Linked DNA regions of Homo sapiens: regions 1 and 2 are each linked to region 3. Evidence: chromatin loops called from intact Hi-C (ENCODE). Cell type or tissue: ascending aorta. All regions are shown on one strand. Each heading gives the region's core, and the rest is flanking DNA. Links, peaks and the distances in the headings are about the cores only.

Region 1 (6,490 bases), core at 2,479-4,978, 50 kb after region 3:
TAACTCTTTTTCACAATGCACATTTATTGAGTTCTCTCTTAATATTCATCAGACATTCCTTAAGAGGCCTCTCAATGGCATGGAAAGGCAATCTGGTTTTGCAGCACATATCTGCACACATCTGTCCATTCCTCAGGAGAACTATAACCACAGCCTGAGTCCCTCCATTTTTCCATATTGCCTTTGGGAGCAAATTTTAAAAACTTAATCCTGCATTTGATAGGTCACTAGCATTTATCTGAGTAACAAGGCCAGTTTCCTGCTGTGCTAAACCTTTCAAAATCATACAAAGCTTCACCTGTATGTTCCTAATCCCACTTCCACATCCTGGCATGGAGTTTGATGTCATAGCCACATTGCATGGGTTTATCCTGCAGAGTGCAAGAGGAAAATCATTCTGGATTTTAGAGAAGAAAATCCAAGACAAGAAACAGAGGTAGCAAGAGAGAGATGTCACTGGTGCACCACTAAAGAAAAACCTCAAGCTGCCAACGTCAGCTCTACAGAGAAATGGGGACTGAAACCAAAGAGAGGGATTTCAGACCTGTGTCAGCTGAAATCTAAAATGCAGTCATTCATTTAGACAATAGCTAGGAAGTTATTTTTATGTATCAGTGACTTTGAAAATGCAATATCAATCATGGTGTTATTTCTCTTGGACCTGGGGCGAAAGGACTCAAGTGGAAGGTTCCCATTACCACAGCGGTATTTCAGGGAGTGAGGAATTTGGGAGGGAGGAAAAACAGTATGTCCCTCATCTGGGGATTTTCTCTCCTCATAACTGATCTTTTAAAATCCTTTATGTAGGGATTTTGCAAACTGACTATGAAAAGGAAAGCCCCACTATCTCTTACTGTGCCATCAACTCACACTGTAAAAGGAGCAAAAAGTGTTTTAAAAGCCAATTTGACCAGAGCTGACTTATTTTACTTTGTTTATCGACAGATGTCAATATCTTTATATTTCTTATCTCCCCAGTGGACTGTAAGCTTCGGGAAAGGCAATAGCTCTGGAATAGTTACTGCGCTACTGGAGTAGTGCCCATCAGACTGTGTGTAAATGAGACTTGGCTGTCAGTCACCCTGGGAGGCGATGCACATTCATTCTCAGGATGCTGCTATTGCTCAACTGATTTTTAGAACTCTGAGAGGGAAGAATTTTCTAACCCTTTCCATTTGCCTTTAGAATTGGTTCATATGTCACCCCAAAATCAATTTTTTATACTTTATAATCATCATATTCCTTTTTTTTTTTGAGATAGAGTCTTGCTTTATTGCCCAGGCTGGAGTGCAGTGGCGCGATGTGGGCTCACTGCAACCTCCGCCTCCTGGGTTCAAGCGATTCACCTGCCTCATTCTCCCAAGTAGCTGGGATTACAGGCATGAGCCACCATGCCTGGCTAATTTTTGTATTTTTAGTAGAGACTGGGTTTCACTATGTTGGCCAAGTTGATCTCAAACTCCTGACCTCAAGTGATCTGCCCGCCTTGGCCTCCCAAAATGCTGGAATTACACGAGTGAGCCATGTCTAGCCACATTTCATTTTTCAAAAAAGCTTTATTGAGGTATAATTTACATATAATAAAATGCACTCACTTTAAGTGTACGATTAGATGATTTTTAGTAAAGTCACAAGTATGCAACCCTCACCACAATCCAATTTTAGAACACCTCCATCGCCTATTCCCATCCCTAGCCCCGGGCAACCACTAGTCTACTTTCTGTCTGCATAGATTTGCCTTTTCTGGATACCTCGTATAAATGGAATCCTATCATATATGATCTTTTGCGACTGGCTTATTTTGCTTAGCATAATGTTTTCAAGGTTCATCCATGTTGTAGTGATGCAGATGCACCCCAAAACTGGAGCTTAGCTTGGTGGGTTCTTGGTTTCACTCAGAAAAGAATTCAAGAATCAGCTGACAGTGAAAGAAAGCAAGTTTATTAGAGCAACAGTGTACATCACAATGGCTGCTCCATAGAGCAGGGCTAACCCATAGGCAGAGCAGGGCTAACCCGTAGGCAGAGCAGGGCTAACCCGTAGACAGAGTGGCCCAGAGCAGCAGTGTACAGCAAGGTGGCCACTCCATAGGCAGAGCAGTGCTGTCCCATAAACAGAGCAGCCTAGAGCAGCAGCAGCAGCTGCAGTCCCAAGCAGGAGCAACAGCTGCCACAGCTGTCACAGATTGCTGGCCAGCTATATTTTTGCCTACTCTTAACTAAGTGCTAATTATGGGATTATTCAGAATTTTCTCGAAAAGGGGCGGGGAAGTTCCTGGAACCATGTAAGGCAACTTCCCACTCGTTACCATGGCATTTGTAAACTGTCTTGGCACTAGTGGGAGTGTCTTTATGCTAAGGAGCAGTGAGGGCAACTAGAGGTTGCTTTCGTCACCATCTGCTGGTTTCCGCCAGTTCCTCTGCTACATCCTGTTTTGATCAGAAGGGTCTGATTGGAAAACAAGTCCATCTACCTCAGTAGCATGTATGAGTACCTCATTTCTTTTTAGGGCTGAATAATATTCCATTGTATGGATATTATCACATTTTGCATAGGCATGGACATTGGAGTTGTTTCCAGTTCAGGGTTATTATGAATAAAACTACTCTGAATATTCACATATGTTTTTGTGTGGACTTATTTTTTTAAAATCAGAAAATATATTCCTCAATTTTATCTTGCCTCTACTCTCAGTGGCTTCGCAACATTGAACATATTCAAAAGAATGAACCATAGGCTCTGAGGTGATGCCCAAAGAAAAGATGTTCTAAAAATACTTTCTACGCAGATAACACCATTGGATTAAGAATATTATCTCCTGAAGGCCGGGTGTGGTGGCTCACGCCTGTAATCCCAGCACTTTGGGAAGCCGAGGTGGGAGAATCACAAGGTCAGGAGTTCGAGACAAGCTTGACCAACAGGGTGAAATTCCGTCTCTACTAAAAATACGAAAATTAACCAGGCGTGGTGGTGTGTGCCTGTAATCCCAGCTAGGAGAATCACTTGAACCCGGGAGGAGGGGTTGCAGTGAGCTGAAATTGCACCACTGCACTCCAGCCTGGGCAATAGAGTAAGACTCCATCTCAGAAAAAAAAAAAAAAAAAAGAGTATTATCTCCTGAAATAATTGTTCTAAAGATGACAATACTCATTTGATATATAAACATAGGTGTATTGTTTGTAAATAGTTAATCTCATGTGTACAACTTAATTACAGCACGCTTGTGAATCTGCAACAGTTTAGCACAGTATTTTGCAGATAGAAGCTGCTTGATAAATATTTGCTGACTGAGTTTTTAAATGCCCATAGTGGTTCCTCTTGGAAAGTAAAATATCAAAAGTTTCAATGTTTAACAGCCTTTTCCCATTTTGTATAAACAAAGCCAAAGCCCTCCGAGAGAACATGACAAGCTATCCAAAGAGCTCCAAGTCACAATTATCTATCAGACAGCCTTATTGATCTTCCTTCAACTTGAGAGGCCTCAGGCAAAGCAATTGCTCTGTAGGCTTGGAGGGGCAGGAAGCATTTGTGTGGGGCCTGTGGGAGCATTGGTTTCACCACTGAATTATGCCTCCATGAGAAACAGCCAGAGGAGCCCAGCTCTTCTCGGCAAGGGCCCTGCCCCTTGCTGGCACGTTTTCTTAGAAGTTGACTGGCCCGGATCCAACATTGGCTAACTTCCTCTCGGTTGCTCCCTTGCACACTGTTCCAAGCCTGTGTGGTCAGATTTGGGCTGTTAACTCAACAGACTCCAACCACAAGGAAACTAGAACCACCCGGTGTCCCCTCTTGCTGACATTCTAGCCACCTTGTTGGCTCTGGGCAGCTGTGAATGCATCTGGGCCTGTGGTCTGTGGGCTCTGAGGCAGCACTCAATGAAATCCCATCTTTAATTGGACAAATGAAGTGTCCTCCTCTGGGTTTCCCCAGTGCTCAAGAAAACAGTGTATGAGAAATGTAGCCAGCGTGTCCACCCACAGCATGAGCTCTTGTGTGCCTCTTCCTTAGAATGGCCGCCCAGGCAGTAGGACCACAGCCCCCAGCACAGGAGAACCCTTCATCCAGGTGTTCAATGCCTCAATAGTTTTCCACTGTCATGTAATCATAAGTTGATTCTGTTTTAATTTTCAAAGCACTTTTTCAAATAGATATCAAGTCACTATTAGCACAGATTTTATAACATTTTAAAATGTATTTAAATAATTATAATTATTTCCCATCACAAAATATTAAATTGCATTCTTACTAGATATCAATTAAAAAATCAATGCACTCAACATTTTCTTGTTTCTTCATTACTTGTTTATCTCCCTTAAAAAAAACTATCAGGCCAGGCGTGGTGGCTCATCCCTGTAATCCCAGAACTTTGGGAGGCCAAGGCGGGTGGATCACCTGAGGTCAGGAGTTCGAGACCAGCCTGGCCGATATGGTGAAACCCTGTCTCTACTAAAAATACAAAAATTAGCCAGGTGTAGTGGCACACGCCTGTAATTCCAGCTACTTGGGAGGCATGAGAATTGCTTGAACCCAGGAGGCGGAGGTTGCAGTGAGCCAAGATCATGCCTTGGCACTCCATCCTGGGCAACAGACCAAGACTCCATCTCAAAAAAGAAAAAAAAAGTATATATATTACTCATTAGCCAATTAAAATTTTTTTCTAGCATTGCTGCTGTCTTAACAACTCTATTCTTAGAATATTAGAGTGCTCTCTACACCTTCCTTTTTTTTTTTTTTTTTTAAATAATAATCCCTAGAAGGCCAGGCACAGTGGCTCATGCCTATAATCCCAGCACTTTGGGAAGCTGAAGTGGGAGGATTGCTTGAGGCAAGGAGTTTGAGACCAGCTTGGGCAACATAGCAAGACCCCATCTAAAGAAATAAATGTGCAATAACTGAATAAAATATTTAGTGTTTGTCTTTGACTTTGTGGCTCACTCTCTGCAGGGCACCTTTATGTTTGTTTGCCTATGTCCACACCTTCACCTCTCTCCTGGTGATACTCTGCTCCCTCCTCTGTCCGTGTGATCTGGGTGATTCTTTCCTCTTCTTACCCAACTATGACTTCCCCACCCAGGAATTGGCAGTGACCCAATTTGACTAATCAGAGCCCTTTTCCAGCTGGAACTGAAGGGGGAGAGGGCTTTTTGCTCTGGGATGAAAATATTCTGTTATTTGTTTAAGAAAGTCCCAAATGGGTTTTATCACTTGCAACAGAAAGCCTTGACTTACATACTTACCTTTCCCTACAATCCTGGTCACAGTCTTTCCAGTCCTGGAACTTTATTACTGACTATTTTTTTTGAGTCAGGGTCTTTCTCTGTTGCCCAGGCTGGAGTGCAGTGGTGCGATCTCAGTTCACTGCAGCCTTGACCTCCCGGGCTCAAGCTATCCTCTTGCCTCAGACTCCTGAGTAGCTAGGACCACAGGTGTGTGCCATCACATCCAGCTAATTTTTTTAAAATTACGAAATTTTTAAGGTGGTACTCACTTATTCTCCCCATATTTCCCAGGCTAGTCTCAAACTCCTGGGCTCAAGCAATCCTCCTGCCTCAGCCTCTCAAAGTGCTGGGATTATAATTACTGATTTTTTTACTTAGCACATTTTTAAACTGTCATGATACTTTTGCTTTGTTTTCTTTTCATTTTATAACCTAATGATTTTTAGTGGCTCTGAGGATCACCACAGATGAGAGATAAGAATAGGAAGGTGTTTAGAAACTCCATCACTGTGGGACATTGTAGAGAACTGGGTGTTCAACTAGGAAAAAGAACAAAACAGCCTAGAGGAAGGGGTGGTAGATATAAAGCTAGTTGCAATTATCCGAAAAGCTTTTAGGTGGAGAGAGTTATTGTTTGTCATCCTGTAGGGCCATTGATTGCTGTAGTTGGAATTTATGGAGAGGCTGACTTCTGTTCTTTATAAAGAGAATATACTTTCTAATAACCAAGGTGTCCCAAAAATGAAACAGGCCTCCACTCAAAAATTAAGAATCCCAGGACTTAGATGTTATCTTTTTAAGGACTCCTGGGCTAGGAATGTAACCTCAAAGATCCTTTTAGTTCTTCAAAGTCTGCGATGTTGAGATGGAGATGAAGGTGAAAATGTTGCTGGTGAGAGAGCTCAGGAATTCTGCCTACGGTTCGAACCAGCCTCTGTCTTATATAGAAACAGGTCCAGATCCCATATCCTGCCATGATCATTAATTTCTCTGACCTCATTCTCTTTCAGTGTTGCCTGTTATAATTTTTATTTGGTATAATAGCAATGTAAGATACCTGGAAAAGGATACCTAAATAATTTAAGTGGTAGCTGGAGGAACTTGCATCTCTGGATCTTGGTATTCTTATGTGTAAAATGGGGAACTTGGACTATCTCAGAAGTCTCCAGGCTTTCCTAGTAGAAATTGAGAAGTAATCCGCAAAGATGGACGGGTGAGAAGATGCAACCTCCAGTGTTCCACATGCAATGCTTTCCAGCTGCCTCCAGACA
Region 2 (6,490 bases), core at 2,212-4,711, 54 kb before region 3:
GAAATAAAAATTATTTAAAAAGAGAAAAAAGCACAAAAAAAGGAATTCTGAGGATCAGAGAATTTGCACAACTAATTAGGAGGAAAAAGAAAACCACAATTACAGTCATCAGTGCTCCAGGCAACATTCTGTCCACTACAGCCTCTTCCTCTGCCACCACCTGCTCCTGCACACAGCCCAGATTGTCCCTCTAAAGTGAAGGCTGCCCATGGGGACTCAGATGCCCACTCACACAGATAAACTCACAATCTTTTCATCCCCAAGTTAGTTTTCTGCTATGTCCCAAAATAAGGTCTCTTATGCACTGGTTGCTTCTTGGCAGGGACAAGGCACGTGTGGAGGGAGGCACTGACAGCTGCCCCGGTAATCACCAGACGATACCACTTCACTGGAGGAGGAACAAGACACTGCTTTCTACCCAGAAGGAAATCACTTGCAGATGTGCAAATCCCAGATTACACCAACAGCAGAAGGCACAAACAAACCACAGGCCTATTCGCAGAGAAGAGGATACCCCATTTCAAAGGGAGCGTCCAGCTCCACGAAAGGGGAAAGCAGCTGCTTAATCTTCCCTTGGGAGCTGCACAAGGACAACCCGAAAATTTCCATTCAAACTGTTTGCACTCTGACTACAATGGCCTTAACAATCTGCCTCATCTGAACACATATTTGCGTTCACCACATACAGTACACAGTGTCTGAGCCTCATCTCTCTCCTCGGGAGGGATGGGAAGCCCTGCCACAGTGAGAGAAGGCTTGTGACAGGCCTCTGTGAACTGCAAGGTGCCAAATGAATGTTGGTATTTTTATTACTGCTTTACATATTACCTATTCAAATATCAAGGTGAGCATGGTGCATTCCCAGTAAAGCACCACGTGGATGGGAACTATGTCTGCTAGCTGTTCTGAGAACTCCACATCACTCCCGACGTGCTGTTCCGGCTGCCCAGCCTGCGGGGCTGCTCGATGACAAGGTGCTCATCCTGTCAAGTGATCTGTTGGGTTTTACCCTGGTGGCTCCTGGCATAACTAGAGGGTCACCCCTGAAAGCAACCCCTACAGAACGAGACCAAACGCACTTCCTTGGCCTTAATCAATGGGAGGCTGGCAACAACTTTTTTTTTTTTTTACAAGTTTGGAAATTCTCTAATGCCCAAAGATGAAGATGAATTAGCATTTTGGAACTAGGGAACTAGCCCTGTCTTAGGAATTGGTATAATCAGCATCGATATTAGTTATACAACCTTAAGGCAAAAAGAGAGTCTACTTCCATAGCACAGAGTGAGACGAAAGTGCCTATACAACATAGCCCAGCAAGGACAGGCTTCATCTCAACTTCAATAATATACAAAATAATAATAATAATAGCAGCCCATTTCAGGGCTAATACCACTACGCTATAATTTGCTGATACATGCAGCATATATGCCCTGAGCCCCCACTCCATGCCAGGCACTCTTAGGTCCTAAGGATAAAGAAGTCAGTAAAACAGACATTGTCTTTGCCCTCATAGAACTCATAATCTTAGAATGTTCAGTAAAATTCACACATTTGCAAAGGTCTGTGTTTAATTTAAAGTAACTGTGGATATAAATCAGTGGCTTCAGGTACCTTTCTTTACTTTATAGTCATATCTGGCATTACTGGTCTCTGCCATGGACCATTTGTGTCCCTGAAATGCCAAGGCACAGTCTACATTCTCACACAAATGGGAATGAGGGTGGAGGGGACGGGATTGGGGGAGGGGGCTGACCTCTCGCCACCTGGCTCCAGCACTGCTAGAGATGTACACGTTTGTCTTGCTAGCCAAGTTCTTTCCCACTGAGCCTAAAATGCAAGAGAAATAATTATTTTTAATTTCAAGAATATGTCAGATAATCACCTTGCCCAGCCAGAAATTCTGCGTAGTATCTAGCAACTAAGAATGCTTTCAAACCACAAAGCGTGGTTACTGCTGGAGGTGTGGGTGATCGCTCTGCATTTGGCCTGCACATCACCAGACAGCTGAACCCCTTTTGAGAACAGGCAAGCACACTTACCAGTGGCGATGATGAGGCCTGGAGCCGACTCCTTGGACAGGATGGGCATTCTCCGGAGCTGGAGGTTGAGGAGCTGACTGAGGCGCTGAGCCAGATGAAGGGAACAGCCCTGGGAAAGCTATACAACCAAAGTTTCAGGCAGTGTCAGCACATGATACCATGCCTAGCGTTCCCTGTAAACCCTGCGGCCTGTGTGAGGGGAGTGCAGCTGACACGGGGCAAGGAGGCCTGGCCCAGGGGAAACCAGACTCACAGCCCAGCTGTCCCCACACCCCCCAGACAGAGAGGATCATCTGAACCCACATAAATGTCCCGTGGAAGAAGAGAACAATTACAACTTAAAAAGGCCTTCTGAGACTCTCAGGGAATAACAATTAGAAATCAGTGTCAACTCAAGTAGATGGGAAAGTCATCATCTCATCCTATCACTCAGAGATCCTCTCAAGTGACTCAGAACTAAAGAGAAATGAAATGATTTTGTCATATTCACTTTCTAAGTCAGAGACATATTTCAAACATGATTCCAGCAATTCTGTCATAAGAAAGACCAAGAATCAGAAGTCATAAGTCTCATGGAAAAGCTCCCCTGATGTACAGTATCAATGAGATATAAAAAGCAAAGGATTAGCACTAAATTTTTTCCTATGTATTTTACATTTGCACAAAGGTGTAGGTATACAGGGCAAGGCTTCAAGCGATTCAGTCTGGCCTCCATCACTCATGTCCAGATTTTCATAGCTCTGCAAGCAATCAGGACAACACCCTTTGCCATATGGTCACACTCAGTTCTCCTGGTCAGAAAGAGCTTGTTCAATGTTACTCAGATGTGGCCAGGGTTCTGCACAGGAGGACTATGTGCTTATGTGGTTATGGTCAGGTAAAAATGGTAGCAAGGTTTGCTGGATTATTTGCTACTTATTTTTGTCATAAAAGGATCTCTAACAAGTATCTGTCTTGCTAGAGTCTCAGTTTGACCAATGAAAACTGGAACAAATTAGGCTGGGTCTCAAAGAAATATTTATTTGCTCACTCCTCTTTCTGACTCATGCTTCTCTGCCTGCAAGGAAGTCTATTCATTGAAGAGTTTCTGTAACCTCAGGTAATCAGACTTACCCATTTCCTATACATTCCTTCCACCACCTAAACTCAGAAGAAGAAACCTATACCTAAAGCTGATGAACGACAGTTCATAAATAAACTGATTAGTCAGGGAAACAGAAAGCTGAATTTGAATGATACCATTAATTCGATTTAACTAAAGCCTGACCCCCACAGCACGCTCAAAAACACCCAAGCCCCAACTATCCCAGGATCTCACCAAGCTGCTGTAGAAGACACTATTGAGGGAAGAGGAAGTACCCAGATATTTGTCTATATCCATTTATAGGCTGCCTCTTTCCAAAATTAGATTTGATGTGGTAAGCCAAGACCCATTGCCAAATAGAGAAGAAAAACCAAGAAGTAAATTCTAAGGTAAGAGTCTCCAAAAGAATTTTCCCAAGGGCCACAGATACATTATATAGGGGAGTGTCCACATAGCCCACCATGGACAAACAAAATTCAAAAATCCAAAAGACCAAGTAATGGTCTAACTAAACAAGTAGTACTAAAAACGAATACTACTTTTTTTTTTTTTTTTCTGAGTTGCTTCTGCCCAGAAGTGGTAGCAAGACCTTGGAGCAGAGTTTGGGAACTGCAAGTGTAGCAACACAAATAGAAGTCTGCTCCATGTGATATTAATAGAATACCATGTGATCTTGTATTTTTTCAATAAATACTAGACATAGGAAACTACCACAGAGCAGGGCTCTTTCCTTTATATTAAAAAGCAAAAGAAGATTAAAGCATCAATACCTCACAATTGATTTTCTCTCCATATCCCGTGAAGGCTGGAGCCTGAAGAAACTCCCAGGTTCCCCCTTTGTCAAAGGTGATGACCGATCTCATGTTCTCCTCATTCATAGAACCATTAATCAGAGTAGCAATGTAGACTCCTTGCAATCCTTCCACTCGGTGGAAGTCAGCAAATGGTTCATTTGCAAAATACCTACAATATGAAAATAAACAGCTATGAACCTGAATTGGTATTTGCTTGTTATTGTAAATAACATAAAATTTGACCATTTAAAAGTATACAATTTTGTGGCATTAAGCACATTCACAATGTTGTGCAACTATCATTACTATCTAGTTCCAGAACATTTCATCATTCCAAAAGGAAACCTCATACCCACTGGCAGTCACTCTCCATTTCCTCTTCCCTTCCCAAGCCCTGGAAACCACTCATCTGCTCCATGTGTTTATGAATTGGCCTATCTAGACATTTCATATAAATGGAATCTGCAATATGTGGTCTTTTGTATCTGGTTACTTTCACTTAGCATAATGCTTTCAAGGTTCATCCACATTATAGCACATTGTTAGAACTTCATTCCTTTTTTTTTGGAGACAGTCTTACTGCTGCCCAGGCAGGAGTGCAGTGGTGCAATCATGGCTCACTGCAGCCTCAACCTCCCAGACTCAGATGATCCTCAATGATCCTCACACCTCAGCCTCCCAAGTAGCTGGGACTACAGGTGTGTGCCACTATGCCCAGCTAATTTTTTTTATTTTTTGGTAGAGATGGGGTTTCGCCATGTTGCCGAGGCTGGTCTTGAACTCCTCAGCTCAAGTGATGCACCTGCCTTGGCCTCCCAAAGTGCTGGGATTACAGGCATGAGCCACCATGTCCAGCCAGATAATCTGCTATTTTAAAAAATTTGTTTCTTTTCAACTTTTAGGGTCAAAAGGCTTGTCTGACCAACAATTCCTAACAGGGGGTTTAGAATGATGAATATAACATACAAAAGTTGACGAAAGAGTCACATCTATTACATCACTAACGAAATTGACTCCAAATCCTCCAGTGAGCCTTCAAAAACAGAAATCATTAAGTCAGACTTGCAAGACATTAATAACAGTGCTGAGGCTTAAAATTCAACCCAATCTGTAGGAACCTAGCTCAGGGTTACACAGCCCCTCTCCAGGTACTTACAACCTAATTATCCAACACCCTGATCAGATAGAAGCCCACAGGGTTTTCTGTCAGGAAGCTCAGCAGAACCTGTCGATTCTTTCCTAAAGAAACTGTACATATAGCAAGGATGGCTCTAGAAAGCTTGGGGTTATATTCTTAAGAGAATATGGACGGCATGAACCCGGGACGCGGAGCTTGCAGTGAGCCGAGATCGCGCCACTGCACTCCAACCAGCCTGGGCGACAGAGCGAGACTCCGTCTCAAAAAAAAAAAAAGAGAGAGAGAATATGGGTTTCCCAGGCTTTATCTACCATGCGGATACCCTGATGCCACAGCCACAGGGAAGTGGTTTTGCGCTAAAATGATACACGCATTACAAATAGAGCGGATCTCTGAGAAATTGTAACCAGGGTTCATAGGTGGCTGTTAAGACTGGAAGCTTGGCCGGGCATGGTGGCTCACACCTGTAATCCCAGCACTTTGGGAGGCTGAAGGGGGCAGATCACAAGGTCAAGAGATCGAGACCATCCTGGCCAACATAGTGAAACCCCATCTCTATTAATAATACAAAAATTAGCTGGGCATGGTGGCACGTGCCTGTAGTCCCAGCTACTTGGGAGGCTGAGGCAGGAGAATCGCTTGAACCCGGGAGGCGGAGGTTGCAGTGAGCTGAGATCGTGCCACTGCACTCCAGCCTGGTGACAGAGCGAGACTCCAACTCAAAAAAAAAAAAAAAGAAAAAGAAAAAAGACTGGAAGCTTGCCCTTTACTTCAGGGGTTCTAAGCCACCGGCTACACAATAAAGCCGAGAAACGCTGTCCTCCATCAACCATCTCCACACAATCTCTTCAGCTGGATGACTGCCCTGCCACCTCAGACAGAAAGACCCAAACAACAACCTCTGAGGCAGGAAAAGGAACACTAGGAGCCCCACCAAAGCAGCTTCAGGCTGAGGGACTGAGCAGAGTGCCGAATGAAATGCTGGAGTTGAGACCAAATTCTCTGACATGTGGTTTCCTTAGGTCTAGTTCAGTTATTTTTCAGGGGCTTCCTTAGGAACCAGCTGAAGGTCTCGATTCCTCCTTCTCTGCTGACCTCTGCTCTACCTCTCTGAGGGTTATCATCATAAACCTGTCATCCCACTGGTTATGGGCTTCTTCTAGATATCTGGGAGGCCTGAGTTTCTCTCATTTAGATGAGCCCTGTTTCTTTCCCGAGTCGGATTCCTGGAGTTTTATCTTTTACTTCTAAGCAGAAGCCTGTCTTCCTGTACCTCACATGCTCCTTCACCAGAAGTCCCAGCCCATCCTTTCCTTTCCCCCACTTGACCTGCCCTGCAACAATCTGCCCCACCCTAAGTACTTTCTCTGAGGGTCTACTTTCTTCCATTTTATCCTCACTGGCCCTCCCCAGGGCACTTCTCCCCTTCTTCCCA
Region 3 (6,490 bases), core at 2,142-4,641:
GATCTGTTTGCAACACTGACTGCACCTCCCTGTGTTCAGCAAACAAGGGATATATCATTTTCTAGATTATCTTCCCTGTCATACAATTCATCCATTCCATGTTCCAATTACCCACTACTTTTTCCAGTATGATAATCCCAGTGGACCAGAAAAGGGCATGTTGATGGCACCAAGGTGTGCCCAGAGCCAACACAACACTTACATCACTGCTCTTGGGCCTCGCCAATGCCAGGCTATCTCGGGCCAAGGCCACGATCACGTTGCTTTTCTCTCCAGCCCAGTGCACCACCATCTGATTGTGGGAATCATTCAGACTAACCTGAAAGAGATCAATGTAGGAATTAGGACCCACGATAAGTGATGGCCACACACATTCTAAATCAAGACTCTTTCCTCCTTTGTCAAGCAGAAATGATGAAGATTCTGCCATCTAAAGCATTTGGGCCAAGGTGGCCTCTTCCCCTCCCACCTCATGCATATTCTGTCACACTCAACTTCCCCACAAAGAAATGAGTCCCCTGCTATTTTGGATGTAAAGAGATTGTAGAAAAGCTTCTTGGGCTCTCATTGGCATAACCAATTCCTTTGATTATTTTCATCCTTTATGATACCAATCTCTGGTTACTCTGATCCTTACTCTATGTATGACATGCACTGGTAAGATTTTAAACCAAAGCATGGAAACATTGCCCTTGTTCAAAAAAAATTCATAGGCCAGAAAGATCACATGCTTTTCAAACTTCTGTTCCAACTATGTTTTTTCTGGCTTGGTGGTACTGTCATTCACTTTCAGCTGGTAATGAGAAATGAGAGAAGTATCATTGTGAAGCTTTTCAAAATTATTTTTGAAAGGTCTCAAATAAGGAAATATTTTAGTTCTCAGACTTTTAGATTTGGTAAACCGATAAAATAAAAATGAGGAAGGCCAACAGAGGACTGGTTGGCAACTTCTATTCTGCCAAGTAAGGACATCACAAAAACAGGACTAGCTACTCTCTCAATCTCTTTCCTCTGCTTCCTGAGGACACCGCAGACTCTGGTCCAGGCTGTGGGGCAGAAGGTGTGGCCTGGGACTGAGTTCCAGCAGGTGTAATGTGAGAGAAGTCATCAGGGCCACTATCGGCCTGGCCCCCATGCAGTCCTCTTTTCTTTCCCCATCCGCAGGCCGCATTCAGAGGACTCCAAAGCCCCAGAGGAGGGCAGAGCCGAAGACGGAAGGAGGCTGCATCCCCATGGAAAAGACCTCCGCTAACCAGTAGCACTCATCCTGAACTTCTCATAACCCGGAGCCTCAACTCAGCCACACGCTGAGCCTTTGGGATTTGTCTGTTACGCAGCTCACCTTACAGGGCAATATGACCACTATCTAGAGTCATTGTCATTTTTTCAAAGATGTGTTAACACTGAAAACTGAGGAAGCATATCATCTCAGAATAAAGAACCATTGTTTCACTGTATGGAAAACTACATTACTTTTATTTTCTTATTTCACTGTTGGCTGATGGACACCTGTCTGAGGACTGGCATTTGAACACCTGAACCATACATTCCACCCACTCTGTGGAAAGCAAAGTCATGACAGGAATAACAAAAATTCTGAGAGCTGGTCAGGCTCGGTGGCCCACGACTGTAATCCCAGCACTTTGGGAGGCCAAGGCGGGCAGATCACCTGAGGTCAGGAGTTCAAGACCCGCCTGGCCAATACGGTGAAACCCCATCTCTACTAAAAATACAAAAAGTAGCCAGGCATGGTGGCATGCACCTGTAGTCCCAGCTACTCGGGAGGCTGAGGCAGAAGAATCGCTTGAGCTCAGGAGGCAGAGGTTGCAGTGAGCCAAGGTTGAGCTACCACACTCCAATCTGGGCGACAGAGCAAGACTCAGTCTCAAAAAAAAAATTCTGAGAGGTGGTCCAACACTCAGAAGCAGGACAATGCCATGAAACCAGGATCACAGGCTGCCTCTCTTGCTGAGCGATGTCTGAGAGAAGCCTATTCCACCAGCCTCCTCAACCTCAGCTGTCTGAGGCACACGTGGAAGGAAATCAAGCTTCTGGGACTCCAGCCCGCACAGTCCACCCCACCCACGAGTAAGCCTAGACTGATGACAGTTCAAGCCTGGGCCAACCTGCCCTCCGAGCTGTCTTCTCATCAAGGCTCTGCGGCAGAAAACCCACAGCTCCTTTCTCCTTCTCTCGCTTCCTCCCCCCAGCACACTCGAACTTTCCCCACCCACTCCTTGAGGTGCTCTCAGATGTCATCAGGGAAAAGAGAAACACCTGTGCCACATATTTGGCTGGCAGAAGGACAAAGCAGCTAATCCTTAACGACGTTACTTGGAGTTTTAAATACCTGCATTTAATTTGATCCAGGATCAAACTCTTTTTGAAAAACATTTGAAAGGCGACCTTACTTTAAAGAAAAGGACCTAGGAATATGTGTCCTTCCAAAATGTCTCTCCTCATTCCCAGATAGAGAAGTCCAGGCAAGCACTAACAGAGAAGTGCAAATAAGAAATAGAAGTAAATAAATTATTTAATCCAGAATGCTACAAAGAGAAAGCAGCTAAAGGAATCTCCTCCGGTCGCTGAAGCCTTCCCTTTTCCTCCTCTCCAGCCCAATCCCCTGGATCCATCTGGAGATCAGAAACTCACAACACATGTGCCCTGGGAATCCCAGCTAAAAGTTTCCTCCCCTCCCAAAACATCTGCACTCTTGAACCAGAGTGGGGATAGAAAACTATGCAAATGTCAATACAATAAAGGACTAGGAACCTAGAAAAAAAAAATCACCCATGTTCCCCTGGGATCTGGGATAAAAAGTCCTCAAATATTCAACTTGGGCATCCTCAAAGATGACATCAAAATGCTCCCTCTGGCAGGTAACACTCAGATAATGCTTTGAGTAGGTTGCAAAGCTTTCAGTGATCAGAGTGGGCAAAAGGTCTGAAGATAACTTGCTGAAATCGATCTACTCAGAGGACAGGAGACCTCCTCACCAATCCCAAGGCAGGTGAAAGGTGAGAAGAGCACCAAGGGCAAGCCTCAAAACATCCAAGGGCTTTTCTACAAAGAAAAACTCCCATCCTGGCTAACACGGTGAAACCCGGTCTCTACTAAAAATACAAAAAATTAGCCGGGCGTGGTGGCGGGTGCCTGTAGTCCCAGCTACTCGGCAGGCTGAGGCAGGAGAATGGCGTGAACCCGGGAGGCGGAGCTTGCAGTGAGCCAAGATTGTACCACTGCAGTCCAGCCTGGGCAACAGAGCGAGACTCCACCTCAAAAAAAAAAAAAAAAAGAAAAAAAGAAAACCTCTAGAAGGCAAGCCTGGTAAAACACCTGTTTGTTTGTTACTTTGTTTCTTTCTCTTCTTTTTTTTAAGGAAAGCTTTTTTTATTAGATGTCCCTTTTACTCATAAGAGCAGACTGAAAAGGGGCAGCCCAGTAGGGGGATAAAATCCCTGGCAAGAAATGACTTGTACGAGGGCCACCAGGCACTCGCAGGAACAGCTCAGCTCCTTTGCTTGGCGAGATGTCAGGCACATCCTGGTCATAAGAATAACTCCCTGGTGAGTCACAGCTGATCCCCAAGGCAGCCCGGGTGCCCATCCCCCCACAGCAGACCTAGTTGCAGGAATCAGGAATGGATGCGCGCAGGACAGGGGAGCCAGCAGGCAGGCTGACAGGAAGTAAATTTTATTATCAAGACATGCATTCTACCCTCTGGCCTCACCTGTCTCCTCTGTCTCCACCTTGCCCCCATCCTCACCCCCAGGGGAAAGAAAAGAAGTCAACAAAGCAGGCTTTTCCTGCTAGCTCTCCATGGCATGTGGCCAAGACACCAGCAGCCCAGGGCAGACCCCAGCAATCAAGAACAACCCACAGGTCCCTAGATCCCTTTACTTAATCAGTGGCTTCCGGTTTGTTTGGTTCCTTTTCCATCCATCCCCAAGGATCTCCCCCTGATCTCCCCTTTCCTCCTCCCCAAGCCTTTTTCCATCGCCAATCCCCCACACAGGTCCCACACCCAGAAGACACTGGCCTGGGAGTGGGTGGGAGGGTGGTTTTCCCAGGAACATAACCTTGACGTGCAATCAGCTATAACCACAACCCCGGGGTGTGAACAACCTTCCCTCTCCCCTGTCTAGCTCACAGGGCATAGCTGGAGCTTGATAAATGAGACACAATTAATTGGAGCTGTTAAGGCAGCAGGGAGGGGCCGAGTGCCTCCCCTCAGAAGGCAAACAGAGAAAAATTACATGCCACAGAAACCTCTGAACACAGAAACTGCATCATAAACAACAAACAGCATCTGGCTCATTGGCAGGTCGTTAAGAGTCAAGATAACTCCTCCCACCCCACCCCCCAAAGATCACCTGGCCTAGGGGGGTCCCATGCCCCACTGAAGGTCAGAATCACCTAAGAGGCCCCACTCCACGCCTACCGGCTCTGTCGCCCTCTGCCTGGAGCCCAGGAATCAGTCTTTTTTAAAAGACACACCCAGCCGGGCGTGGTGGTTCATGCCTGTAATCCCAGCACTTTGGGAGGCCAAGGCAGGCAGATCACGAGGTCAGGAGATGGAGACCAACCTGGCTAACACAGTGAAAAACCGTCTCTACTAAAAATACAAAAAATTAGCCAGGCACGGTGGCACGTGCCTGTAGTCCCAGCTACTCGGGAAGCTGAGGCAGGAGAATTGCTTGAATCTGGGAGGCAGAGGTTGCAGTAAGCCAAGATCATGCCACTGCACTCCAGCCTGGGCGACAGAGCGAGACTCCGTCTCAAAAAAAAAAAAAGGAGACACACCCCAACCCCAGGTATTTCTAATGCAGCTTCTTTGGGAAACAATGAATCTAGTTGATTCCCCTGCCTCCTGGCAGGAGTTGGAACTAAATGACGGTAGCTAGAAAGATGTACCATTTTTGGCGGGGGGGCTTGTCTTTGGGGATTTGGGATGGTCATTAAAACTCTAGGATATACTGATGATATATGCTACAATGTGGCTGAACCTCACAAACAATATGCTAAGTGAAAGAAGCCAGATACAAAAGGTCACATATTGCATGATTGCATGACACCATTTATATGAAATGTCCCGAATAGGTAAATCCATAGGGAGAGAAAGCTGATTAGTGGTTACGAGGGGCTGGGAGATTGGAGAGGAGGGAATCACTGCTTAATGGGTAAGGGGTTTTATTTCAGAGCGATGGAAATGTTTTGGAAATCATGGTAGCACAACATTGCGGCGATATTAAGTTCACTGAACTGTTCACTTTAAAATGGCTAATTTTATGTAATGTGAAATATACTCAAATTTTTTTAAGGCCTCTAGGACCTGCAGAGAACATTATATTTCTCAAGTGCTAATCAAGAACCTAGGAGCTTCCACTCTTAAGAAGTGCTCCTTTTATCTCATCTCAAGCCCTCATGCTACCAAAATATGCAGCTAGAATGAGTCATACAGGAGGCAGGCTGTGGACTGGGTCTCTGGCCAAACCAATCCTTCAAAGTGCTGTCAGCGGCATCTGCAGAGCCACAGCATCCGCACAGGCCTCCCTGTCCCCAGCTGGAGAAACAGCCGCAGGCCCAAGGCTAGCATCCACCGCCAGCTCACAACAGTGGATGCCACCCACACCTTGACTCGCCTCGGCATCTTCATCGAACAAGTCCATATCACCCCACAAGTGTTGTCCCTCAGCCCCCTGCGTGCCCTGGCAACCCGGAGAGGTGAAATGATTCACCTCCTATTATTCAGAGTGAGGGGAAGGACCTGCTACCACCCAGTCCTCAAGTTCTGGGTTGTTATAAATAGAGGGGAGGAAGTCAATGGCTTGGATGAAGGGACTGATTACTCATGCGTTCACTTGCGGATGAAGTAGGCACTGAGGTCTGCTAGGTGCCAGGCACCCTGTAGGCTCTTTAATCATTTCTTACCTGTTAGCTCACACAGAGCACTTCTGGGGGAATTAGGGTTGCAAGTCTAAGCCAATGATGAGAAGTTTCCAATAAAACCACCGAAATCTGTATAGTTGTTGAGGCTTATGCAGGAGGTGGGGCCACTGAATAGAATGGGTCACAGGTACCCTCTCTACACCTCTTTCAAATTGGTCAAACCCAAAAATCAGGATGTCCTAGACTCCCACAGCTTGCAGTCCTCACAACTCCTACACAGCCTCCTCCCAAAACGCAGTACAAGGAGGACAAATAAGGCAGTCTGATTCATTTCTCTGCTTCACTAGCAGTGAAATACAAAGAAGCGTTTTTAAAATTCTACAATATAGCATAAAACAAATATCCTGTCCTTCAACTGTGAGGACAGAAGGAGCCAGGCACTCCCCTGAACTATATGACGAAACTGAGGAAGTCAAAGACAGCCTCCTGAGGTCCAAGGAGAACAAGGTTTTCCCAAACCATCCCTTTGCATGGCTTAAATGCTAGGTATGCAAATTGCCTCTCACTGTCCCCTTTCAAGACTGTGTTCTCACTATATTTA

Evidence for each region. Hi-C counts contacts between places; a loop is a spot of excess contacts. Peaks named below come from ENCODE experiments on the same cell type or tissue, not always from the same donor. Only the 100,000 strongest peaks of a DNase experiment are listed, where the experiment ranks them.
Region 1: a loop joins it to region 3, with 2.3 times the contacts of the local background. A loop is called at or near these places in 11 of 110 quality-filtered maps.
Region 2: a loop joins it to region 3, with 3 times the contacts of the local background. A loop is called at or near these places in 37 of 110 quality-filtered maps.

The regions. Positions count from the first base shown.
Region 1 is chr11:121,414,608-121,421,097 of GRCh38, reverse strand. No RefSeq gene overlaps it. Among named protein-coding and RNA genes, the nearest start is that of SORL1, 34 kb to the left of the region's middle. In ascending aorta, for the core only: no CTCF peak of the experiment used is centred there; a DNase peak (open chromatin) is centred at 3,657; H3K27ac peaks cover 959 bases.
Region 2 is chr11:121,518,253-121,524,742 of GRCh38, reverse strand. SORL1 (sortilin related receptor 1) reads right to left here. Exons shown (of 48, transcript NM_003105.6): 9 at 3,894-4,086; 10 at 2,040-2,157; 11 at 1,754-1,827. Among named protein-coding and RNA genes, the nearest start is that of SORL1-AS1, 69 kb to the right of the region's middle. In ascending aorta, for the core only: no CTCF peak of the experiment used is centred there; no DNase peak of the experiment used is centred there; H3K27ac peaks cover 2,500 bases.
Region 3 is chr11:121,463,836-121,470,325 of GRCh38, reverse strand. It overlaps SORL1 (sortilin related receptor 1), which reads right to left. Exons shown (of 48, transcript NM_003105.6): 2 at 203-319. Among named protein-coding and RNA genes, the nearest start is that of SORL1-AS1, 14 kb to the right of the region's middle. RefSeq lists enhancers at 1,831-1,880, 2,261-2,310, 3,726-3,795, 3,359-4,558. In ascending aorta, for the core only: no CTCF peak of the experiment used is centred there; DNase peaks (open chromatin) are centred at 3,222 and 3,565; H3K4me3 peaks cover 918 bases; H3K27ac peaks cover 2,301 bases.